Linked DNA regions of Homo sapiens: region 2 is linked to region 1. The links are chromatin loops, found by intact Hi-C in ENCODE. Cell type or tissue: MCF 10A. All regions are shown on one strand. Region 1 has its middle 53 kb from the start of MIR4422. Region 2 overlaps USP24 (ubiquitin specific peptidase 24).

Region 1 (5,000 bases):
GATAGAAAGTGTATTTCTGACTGTGGATTGTGGTAAAAAAAAAAATCAAAAGAAATTTGTCTGGATCATTGTTTCTCCAACTATATAGTAAATCACCAGACTAGAGATTGACAAAACACTTTACCATATTAAAGTCCCCGAAAATTCCCACAGCAAAGAGAATCTGTTGAACTTTGCTGATACCCCTACTTCCCCCCCAAATGCTAATATTACTATGTCATGGAACTAATATTTCATAGAACACAGTCCTGGAAGGAATTTGAAAAATTCTCTGGAATTTCCACAGGAGTTTTTAGCCACAGGGTAAGAGGGAGTCTGTTTCAACAAGTGAAGAGTTACTAAATCTGTTATATTGTTGGTTGCCATGTAAGTTTTTTTTTTAAGTCCTCCTGCTAAAAAATGTTTGAAACCTACACGTCTCATCCAGCTCTGTCATGTTATGATGGGGGAAGTGACTGGGCCAAGGTTATCCAGTGAGGTCATGGAGAACTGAGACTCAATTTTGCTGAGTTCTCAACTGTAAACCCCTGACTCCACCTCCAGGATCAGATAAATGCCCTGATGGAGGGAGGTTAGGGGCAAGATAATGTATATGAAATATATATATGAAACTTCTTTGAACAGGCAGAAATTGTATAATAAATCTAAAGAACATATATCTTTTTTCTAAGCCTCAGAAAGGAGATTCTGTAGTTCCAATCAGGAAGTTACCAACCCTATTGTATGGTAACTTAATGAAAACTTTTTCCTATTTTCCAATTCTAAAGAAAGTTGCTCATTGCTATATTAAAACAAATCCAAGAAGTAAGAATATTTAGGCATTACTCTTCTTCTAACTAAAGCCCTATTATTGTTTTCCCAGAAGAGACTTTGCCTATATTGCATTCAAACCAGCAAAAAAATGTCTATTCCTCATCCACAGAGGAATAGAAGTGAAAGTCGTTTTACACGCAATACTGTCTGTATCTAGCAATGCTCATTCAACTTTTGTTGAATGGACAAACGCTTGAACAGTGATTGCGTGTGTCACCGAAGCACTCTCTGTCCTTGGTCAGCCTGTTCAGTGCCTCAGGAGCAGATCTCTAGGGACTCTCAATGGCTGCCTTGCCTTTTGGCTTCTGGTTGAGTTTGGCCCAGGGAGCACTGGCAGGGACTCAGAGAGTGGGGAAGAGTGGGTTTGCGTATTAATTCCCCTGGCTGCTTCCCTCTACTGAAGATCACAGCTCCTGCCAGGTGGTGGGAAGCCACCCAGCCCGCCTTGTCCCTAGATTCCCATAACCACTCCCTTTGGCCTGGGGGTCACTGCCCCCACAGATACTGATTTAAGGTTTCTCTACATCCTGACTATACATTTGCAATTCCTTTGTTAACTCTCCCCAAGGTACCCCATTTGAGTAGGACCTTGACTGTTTGCTGGGGCCTTGACTTATACTCTGTTTTGTATTCATTTTCTCTTAATATTGCGTAATTTATTGCCTCCCCCTCTCCTGCCCCATTTAGTGTCTTGACACTTGCTAAGGTATAGAAGACTCATATTTCTCTCTTTTCTCTCCCTTTTGTTGAGAGGCAACCATGGAGATAGCAGGACTTCTTAACCCTGGGGTGCTTTAAAAAACTGAGGCCTGGGCCCCACCTGGAGATTCTGACTCACTGGGTCTGGGTGGGCCCCAGCATGTCTGTTAACAGCAACTCCCCAGGGAACAACTGATGAAGGGAGGGAGGCCTAGCTCTGCAATTTGTCTCTGTGAGACCATAGGCGAGTCCTTCTCCCTGGGCCTCCGTGCTCCACGTGTTGTGTGTGTGCGTGTGTGTGCGCCTGTGTGTGTGAGCATGTGTGTGTGAGATGATCTTCGCTCTCTGACTCTGGATCTTATATCGCAGTCCCTAATTCTGATCCCAGCGGCTGAGGCCAGGGTGAGAACTTGGGTTCTGACTGCATGCACCACTGCCCTCTTGTGGACATGCGCACAACTGTGACGGTGGCTGATGCGTTCTCCCGTCACCAATGTTAGGAATCAATAGTGCTTCAAGGGGTGATTTAGTCAAGCATAGCAAAGGCTGCGATTAATCACTCCCTGAAGATAGCCATCTCCTTTTTTTAACAGACTTTAGTGAAGACTTCATCCTGCGCATTCTTATTTTAAAAGTTGATTAATTTTTTTAGAATTAGCTTCCTATAGTAAGGGGATGGGGTGGAGTAATTGCTTTGTAGAATAACCATGATTAAAAATAAGGTGGAACATTCAGGAAAAAGTCAAAAAGACCATCAAGTAGTCCCTGGGAGAGAGCCGCATAGCAGAGTGGCTGGGAGTCCCAGGGATGAGGGAGCAAAGGTTCTGCAGCTGAGCTGCTCAGAATGTTTCCTCCCCTGCTCGCAGATACCCCTCCTGAACCTCTTCTAACCCACCACCCCTTGGAAATTTCCTCCTCTGGTGTCAGCCTCCTCTTGCCCCATCTTCTCTCAGTTCCTTTCTTCGAGCCCCTTCCTGGCCTCTGTGTTCTACCACACACATGCTCTTCTGTTTCCTTTTGTTCAACAGATTTCACTGGCCCATTCGCAGAAAAAATGGTAACAACCTGTTAGCTGTTTTCATCAATTTATGTGATGTATTGTGCATTAATTACTAGTATTCTCTATGTCATATTATTATTATTAGAGATGATGGAAGAGGAAGGGCATTGTATATTAATTATCAGTATATTTCATATATATATATGTATGTACGTGTATTTGTTTGAGACAAGGTCTTGCTTTGTTGCCCAACTGGAGTGCAGCAGCACTGCAGCCTTGAGCTCCTGGCCTTGAACTCCTGGCCTCAAGTGATCCTCCCACCTTGGACTCCCAAAGTGCTAGGATTACAGGCGTGAGTCACCATGCCCAACTAGGACTATATAATAATTATTTTGGGGGAAAGATATAAGAAAAAGGATAAATGTGTTTCTAAAATTGGATATAATTTTGAACATTTAAATTTACCTGAAACAGTTTTTGTGTCATATTTGTACAATTTTTTTTTTCTTTTGAGACAGATTTTCGCTCTTGTTGCCCAGGCTGGGGTGCAAATGGCGCAATCTCGGCTCACTGCAACCTCTGCCTCCCAGGTTCAAGCAATTCTCCTGCCTCAGCCTCCCAAGTAGCTGGGATTACAGGCACGGGCCACCATGCTGGCTAATTTTTTTGTATTTAGTAGAGATGGGGTTTCACCATGTTGGTCGGCTTGTCTATAACTCCTGACCTCAGGTGATCCACCCCGCCTCGGCCTCCCAAAGTGCTGGGATTATAGGCATGAGCCACTGCGCCCGGCCTTGTACAACTTTTAACAGTGATTTTGGGTTCCCCATGATCTCTCCTGCCGCCTCTGTGCTGCCATCATATGGGTTAATATGAATCCATTCAATAGTGTTTTTTCTTGAGCACCTACTCTGTGCCAAGCAGTGTTCTAGGTTCTGAGGATACAGAAGGGAACAAAATTATCTTTTCTCTCATAAAGCTCAGATTCTGATGAGAGGTGAATGTATACATGATCTGAGGGGATGGTTCTTAATTTATTTGCTTTAACAGTTCCTTCTGGAACTTTGGAAATAGGAACAAGCCACCGAGTACCCTTTTTTTTTCATCATCTCCAACATGTGATCTCTTTCTGATCAATTTCTGCAACTACTTTGCCATTTACTGGCAACTTTTTTTTTTTTTGAGGCAGTTTTGCTCTTTTGCACAGGCTGGCGTGCAGTGGTGTGATCTCAGCTCACTGCAACCTCCTCCTCTCCAGTTCAAGCAATTCTCCTGCCTCAGCTTCCTGAATAGCTGGGATTACAGGTGCGCCACAGTGCCCTGCTATTTTTTTTTTTTTTTGCATTTTTAGTAGAGATAGGGTTTTGTCATGTTGGTCTCGAACTCCTGACCTCAGGTGATCCGCCTGCCTCTGCCTCCCGAAGTGCTGGGATTACAGGCATGAGCCACTGTGCCTGGCCTGTTTGTTGGCAACTTCTGATGGCTGAGTTCAATTAACAATTCATAATTGGGTAACTTTTCTAGTAAAGCTGTACTTTGTTCTATTGCACTTTGTCAATGTTGCATTTTTTACATACTGAAGGTTTGTGGCAACCCTGCATCTAGCAAGTCTATTGGCACCATTTTCCCAACAGCAAGTGCTCACTTTGTGTGTCTGTGCCACATTTTGGTAATTCTTGCAAAATTTTAAACTTCTTTATTATCATTATATCTGTTATTATGATGATCTGTGATCAGTGATCTTTGATGTTACTGTTGTAATTGTTTTGGGGTGTCATGAACGGTGCCCACATAAGACGATAAACTTAATAGATAAATATTGTGTGTATTCTCACTGCTCCACTGACTGTTTCCCCATCTCTCTCTCTCTCTCCTTGGGCCTCCCTATTCCCTGAGACTCAATGATATTAAAATTAGGCCAATTGATAACCCTACAATGGCCTCTTAGTGTTCAAGTGAAAGAAAGAGTTGTGCATCTCTAACTTTAAATCTAAAGCTAGAAATGATAAAGCTTAGTGAGGAAGGCATCACGAAAGCCAACACAGGCTGAAAGCTAGGCCTCTTGTGCCAGTTAGCCACATTATGAATGCAAAGGAAAATTTATTGAAGGAAATTAAAAGTTCTGTGCCAGTGAATACATGAGTGATAAGAAAGCAAAAAAAAAAAAAAAAAAAAAGATAAACTTATTGCTGATATGGAAAAAGTTTTAGTGGTTTCAATAGAAGATCAAACCAGCCACAATATTCCCTTAAGCCAAAGCTTAATCCAGAGCAAGACCCTAACTCTCTTCCATTCTATGGAAGCTGAGAGAGGCAAGAAAGCTGCAGAAGAAAAGTTCAAAGCTATCAGAGGTTGCTTCATGAGGCTTAAGGAAAGAAGTCGTCTCCATAACATCAAAGTCGAAGGTGAAGCAGCAAGTGCTGATGGAGAAGTTGCAGCAAGTTATCCAGAAGATCTAGCTAAGATAATTGATGAAAGTGGCTACATC
Region 2 (5,000 bases), 210 kb before region 1:
TGATCCACATGCCGGAGTTCTCCCACTGCCAAACAGCTCCCAAACCTTCTAGTGGCTTAAAAATGCTTTCCTTGAGAAATACACGATCCGCCCAAGTCACAGCAGCTTTCCCAGTCCAATCTCCAGGCTCTTCCAAAGGGTTCGAGATTCTGATTCCAAGAAGGTGCTGAGCATCCAGTATTGTGTCTTGACTCCTCTCAGGCTGGGCATGTTCCTCTAGGGATCAACATCATCAAGGTCACTTCTCAACTCACCAATCATCATGGGAGATTCTGAACCCTGCAGAAAAGAAAAGGAAGTTAAAGTTCATACGGTTAGAGAAAAGGTTTTCTATGCTGACTTGTGTTCTGCAATTTAAACATGTCTTCATCTGGCAACTTAATGCAATGTTTATCAAAGGGTAATAAAATGTGATAACTATTACATCTAATATTTGACAATTCATGATTATGTAAAACATGTACATTTCTATGATCTCATTTAGTCAGTGAAACAACCCAGCGACTTGTCTAAAGTCACAATGCTACTCTGCACCCATGTGAGAACGCAGAGCAGTGATAAAGCTGGGAGAGGCATTGATGGCCATTGTGCCCGCTTCACGTTGGGCACTGTGTGAGCCTCCCTGCCCTGCACCTGCCAAATATGGGCTCTGGGTCACTCCTGGGTCTGAAGGCTACCTCTGTTACCATCTGTGTGGCCTTTGGCTTACACACTTGGCGAATCGTTCTGAATACTCACCGTGTGCCATGGGGCTGATCTAGTTGGAGCTGGGGTGGGGAGGAGCAAGGACAGTCTCTCTAAAGTGACAACCTAAGCTGAGTGAGAGTTGGGGGTGAGTAGGGGGGCCCTGAGGTGGAAGGAAGAGAGTACATTTGATAAATAAAATTCAGAAAATGGGCCAGGCACAGTCGCTTATGCCTGTAATCCCAGCTACTTGGGAGGCTGAGGCAAGGAGAATCGCTGGAACCTGGGAGAAGGAGGTAGCAGTGAGGTGAGATTGCACCACTGCACTCCAGCCTGGGTGACAGAGCAACACTCCATCTCAAAAAAAAAAAAAAAAAAAAAAAAAAAATCAGAAAATGGGGGTGGGGAGGTGCGCAGGTGCTAGATCAAGCAGGACTGTGTTGAGGATTCTGGCTTTTCTCCTCATACAAAGCCTTTGAAAGGTTTTAGTGCATGAACCAGAGAGAAGCAGGGGTGGAGGTGAGGGGATCCTTACAGATGTAGGCAGAGAGGGGCTGATGACAGGTGGAGGAGAGGGACGAGCACCCTTTCAAAGGGAGCTGTCCGGGATGACATGGGGGTGCTGTGTGTGAGATAAGGAACACTGACGGAGGGCCAGCTTTGGTGGGCGCAGGGAGGAGGGGCTGGGCACATCGAGTCTGAGGTCTTTAAGGTATGCCAAGTGGAGAACGTCAAGAACAAGAGAGCTGGATGTTCATGTTCAGAAATCCAAGGTGGGTGCGGAGAGAATATGGAGTGAGGGCAGGAGGATACAGGTTAGAGACTCCACAAACCTTTACTGGTGGTCCAGAAGAGGCAGTACTAGGAAGGAGACAGAGAAGGAACAGCCAGAAGGGTTTGAGGAAAACTACGAGAGAGAAGTGTCAGGAAAGCCCTGGAATAGTGTTTCAAACGGGAAGAGCGCCAGGAGCGCTAGATGCTGCCGAGCAGTCGGCTAAGATGAGGCCTGAAAGCTGCAGGCCACCTGTCACCCCAACTGCTGAGTTGGAGAGAAGAGGGAGTTAGCAGGGAAGAGGCTGAAGAGCGAGTGAGAGATAAGAAAATGGGGAAAGTTAAGTTTAGAGAATTAGTCGAAGTTTGGCTGCAAAGAAGAGAAAAGAAGGCAGGGGCAACAGGGAGAAGAGAGGCTTTGACAGGGCAGAAGAGAGGCTTTGACAGGGCAGAAGAGAAACCAGTGTGCTGAGACGTCGCTGGGAAGGGTCTGGCAGGGTGGAGCGTTCTGGATATTGAAGAGTTACATACACATTAGAACGCAAAGCTCTGCCAAGGTGGGCGGGGATGAGCGCTAGGGGCTTTGGGTGGACAGAGGCAAACTTCCCACTGTCACAGGAGAGGAGACAAGAACAGTGCAGATGCTTGGGAATTAGTGGCCGCAGGAGCTCTCCTGTGACAGCTTTTATTTTCTCTGCAAATGAAGTAGGTGATGAGGTAATGTGTGGAGTGACCTTGGGCTAAGTCACATCACTGTGCTGGGCTGCAGTTACCTTTCTGTAAAATCAGGGTGACAGCTGCCTCACATAGTGCTTATGAGGATCCGAAAGATAACACTTAAAAAAAAATGACACCTACTACATCAGTAACATTCATTTAATGGGGCCTATTCTGTACCAAGTACTGTGAAGGGACCACAGAGGAGACTGCTGTTAAGGAAAGTTACAGACTATTGGAAAGACGTAATGATTAACTGACACTTAGTTCAGTGTTTGCACACAGTGGGTGTTCAATACATATTTATTTTCTTTTTCTACTATAATGATTGGTATTAAAGCTGTTTTTTTTTCTTTTTTTAAAAATACATGTCAAAATTTTCTTGGACTCCCCTGGCAAGCAGGTATACTTCAAGAGCACGGGAGCTTTTCTTTCAAGAGTCCACATTTCCAGGAAGGCTGGTGAGAGCAAACGAGGGACTTTCAGTAACCTGGCAAGGCAGAATAAAGTGAACAAGCTGGAACGAATCCCCCTGTGCCCTGGCTTCATCGGGACTACCTGCAGGCTGATCAGGGTGGCCAGCCACAAACACCTCGAGGCCTTCCATTCACTTCACACTGCAGCACTACTCAGCCCTGTAAACACACGGTTAGTGCATATGCTGAGCTGAGATCACTAGAGGGCAGCGCTGGTAACTCTTTGGACTCACATTCCAGAGGAAGCATCTTGTTTTCCCTCAGCTGTGGAAATTCTTTTTGGAAAGCTTAAGAGCAAGGCTGCCCTTTGCACACAAGGACATGCTGACCGTTATACCTGCTGTAGATGCCTGTCTCCGTTCTCATTGGCAGGACTACTCTCCGACCCATTACTGCTTCCTGATTGCTCTTTTTCATTCAACAAAGCTGTGGCATACGCTAACGTGTCCTGCAGAAGATTCAAACACAAGACGACAAAGTTAGGGCCCATTCAGTGGCAGCAGCAACCGCCAGGGAAGACTACCTTTCATCTGACCTTCAGTGGGACCGGAGGCCTGAGAGTGAGGCCTTCATCACAGTCACCAGAACCCCCTCAACCCCTGTCCCTTTTTGTGACCAGACTGCCCAACCTGTATGACTTTCCTTCTAGACAAATAATCTGCACAAATTTGTGTAAGTGTACACCAATCTGTTTTCTTTTCATAGAAATCCAATTGTTTCTTCTGCTTGTTCTCATCTTCAACTCATACCTCTCTTCTCAGAGGTTGCAGTTTCTGAGAAACACACTGAAAATCCTCCATAAGTGATTTAGACCACGCAAAAACAAGAGACAACTCTCACCTGAGCTGAAATGGTTCGCTGAAAGGTTTTTCCAGTTGATGTTTCATTAGAGACATTACTCTGTGGTGTCCAGTAATGTTCTGACATCTGAGATGAAAGGTCAAAAATGCCATCAGAGGTGACAAATAAGCCCCCATGGGTTCACAGTTTCTACCATTAGATATTGAGTCTTAAAAGCATCCCAAGTAGGGTACAAGTCTACCCAGACCTTCCATCACATAAAGCGATTCAAGACCTCAGTCAAGTATTGCTTCTTATATCATCATCCCTACCTTTTCCCCTATGAAGTTAAGACATATGTATTAGGACAAATTTAATGCACACAAGATATAAACTGTAGCAAAGAAATGTTTGAAATCTGAAAACACTTTAAGGTCAGTCTCCATATTCAGTTCTAGAGATTTTTCCTGACAAGATGTGCTATTATTGATTCCTATGTTACAGCTAGAAAAATTCAATGTTCAGTTACCTTCTTCTGTAGCCACTGCACAGCCCAGCTCCAGTGGTGGGAATTCTCCTTGAAGTACTCCTTAGCTGCAGGACACCTGATGACCGAGGAGATTTTTATTAGCCAAATTCTTTCTTTGCTTGTTCCTAGTGCTTCATTTTGAAACGTAAATGCTAGTTTCATTAAAATTCAGTTGTCTTTATATTTGTGATTCTACTTAAATGGGGTTCCTAGAGTAGTCAAATTCATGGAGACAGAAATTACAATTGCTTCCCCCAGGGGCTGGGGGAAGGGAGGAATAGGGAGTCAGTCTTCAATAGGTCCAGAGTTTCAGTTTCAGAAGATGAAAAGAGTTCTGGAGATGGATGGTGGTGATGGTTGCACATCAGTGTGAATGTACTTAAAGTCACTGAACTATACACTTAAAAATGGTTCAAATAGTAAATTTTATGTTATGTACATTTCACCACAATTAAAAAAAAAAGAACCTTCATTTTGCAGTCAATCAGCCTGTGTTCAAGTTTTCACTCTATGACTCTAGGCATGTCACTTAAACTACCCATGATATATGACTCACAACTGTACTAACCTCATGAAGTTGTTACAAAGATGAAATAAGATAATACAGGCAAGGTTCTTGACACGGTGCCTGGGTTCACAAGTGCTCAGGAGCTACAGGTGACATGATTTGAAAGGCTATTCTGAGGTTAGGGACCTAGAGCCTGAAGAGCTGGTAGCTGGGTTACATTAATGAGAAACCTTGAGTGAAAGCTCATGAACTCTTGCTCTTAAAGCCTCCATATCTGCCCTGATTCCTGCCTTTCTGACATAAGGCCTGATGGGTGAGCTTTTCTGGGATTCTATAAAGATCTGTCACTCTTTTAATACTTCCCCTCATATTTTTTTGAGATCATGCAAATAGGTTTCTGTACCTTCCAAGCAAGCAGGCCCTGACTGAGTCAGATTCTCCAGGTATCAAAACCGGGCACATGTTCCCCTTCTGCTCATATGTGACTTGTAATTAAAACACCATTTCCTCCCTGCATTTTAATTCAATACTTACT

The links. Peaks named below come from ENCODE experiments on the same cell type or tissue, not always from the same donor. Only the 100,000 strongest peaks of a DNase experiment are listed, where the experiment ranks them.
Region 2: it touches region 1 in a loop (24-fold over the local background); 16 of 110 quality-filtered maps call a loop at or near these places.

What each region holds. Positions count from the first base shown.
Region 1 is chr1:55,275,770-55,280,769 of GRCh38, forward strand. No RefSeq gene overlaps it. Among named protein-coding and RNA genes, the nearest start is that of MIR4422, 53 kb to the left of the region's middle. RefSeq lists a silencer at 1,875-2,024. In MCF 10A, a CTCF peak has its summit at 1,947 (motif pointing left); a DNase peak (open chromatin) is centred at 1,932.
Region 2 is chr1:55,068,829-55,073,828 of GRCh38, forward strand. It overlaps USP24 (ubiquitin specific peptidase 24), which reads right to left. Exons shown (of 68, transcript NM_015306.3): 64 at 5,000; 65 at 3,958-4,033; 66 at 3,489-3,575; 67 at 2,986-3,096; 68 at 1-279. The coding sequence ends at 217. Among named protein-coding and RNA genes, the nearest start is that of PCSK9, 32 kb to the left of the region's middle. In MCF 10A, no CTCF peak of the experiment used is centred here; a DNase peak (open chromatin) is centred at 2,843.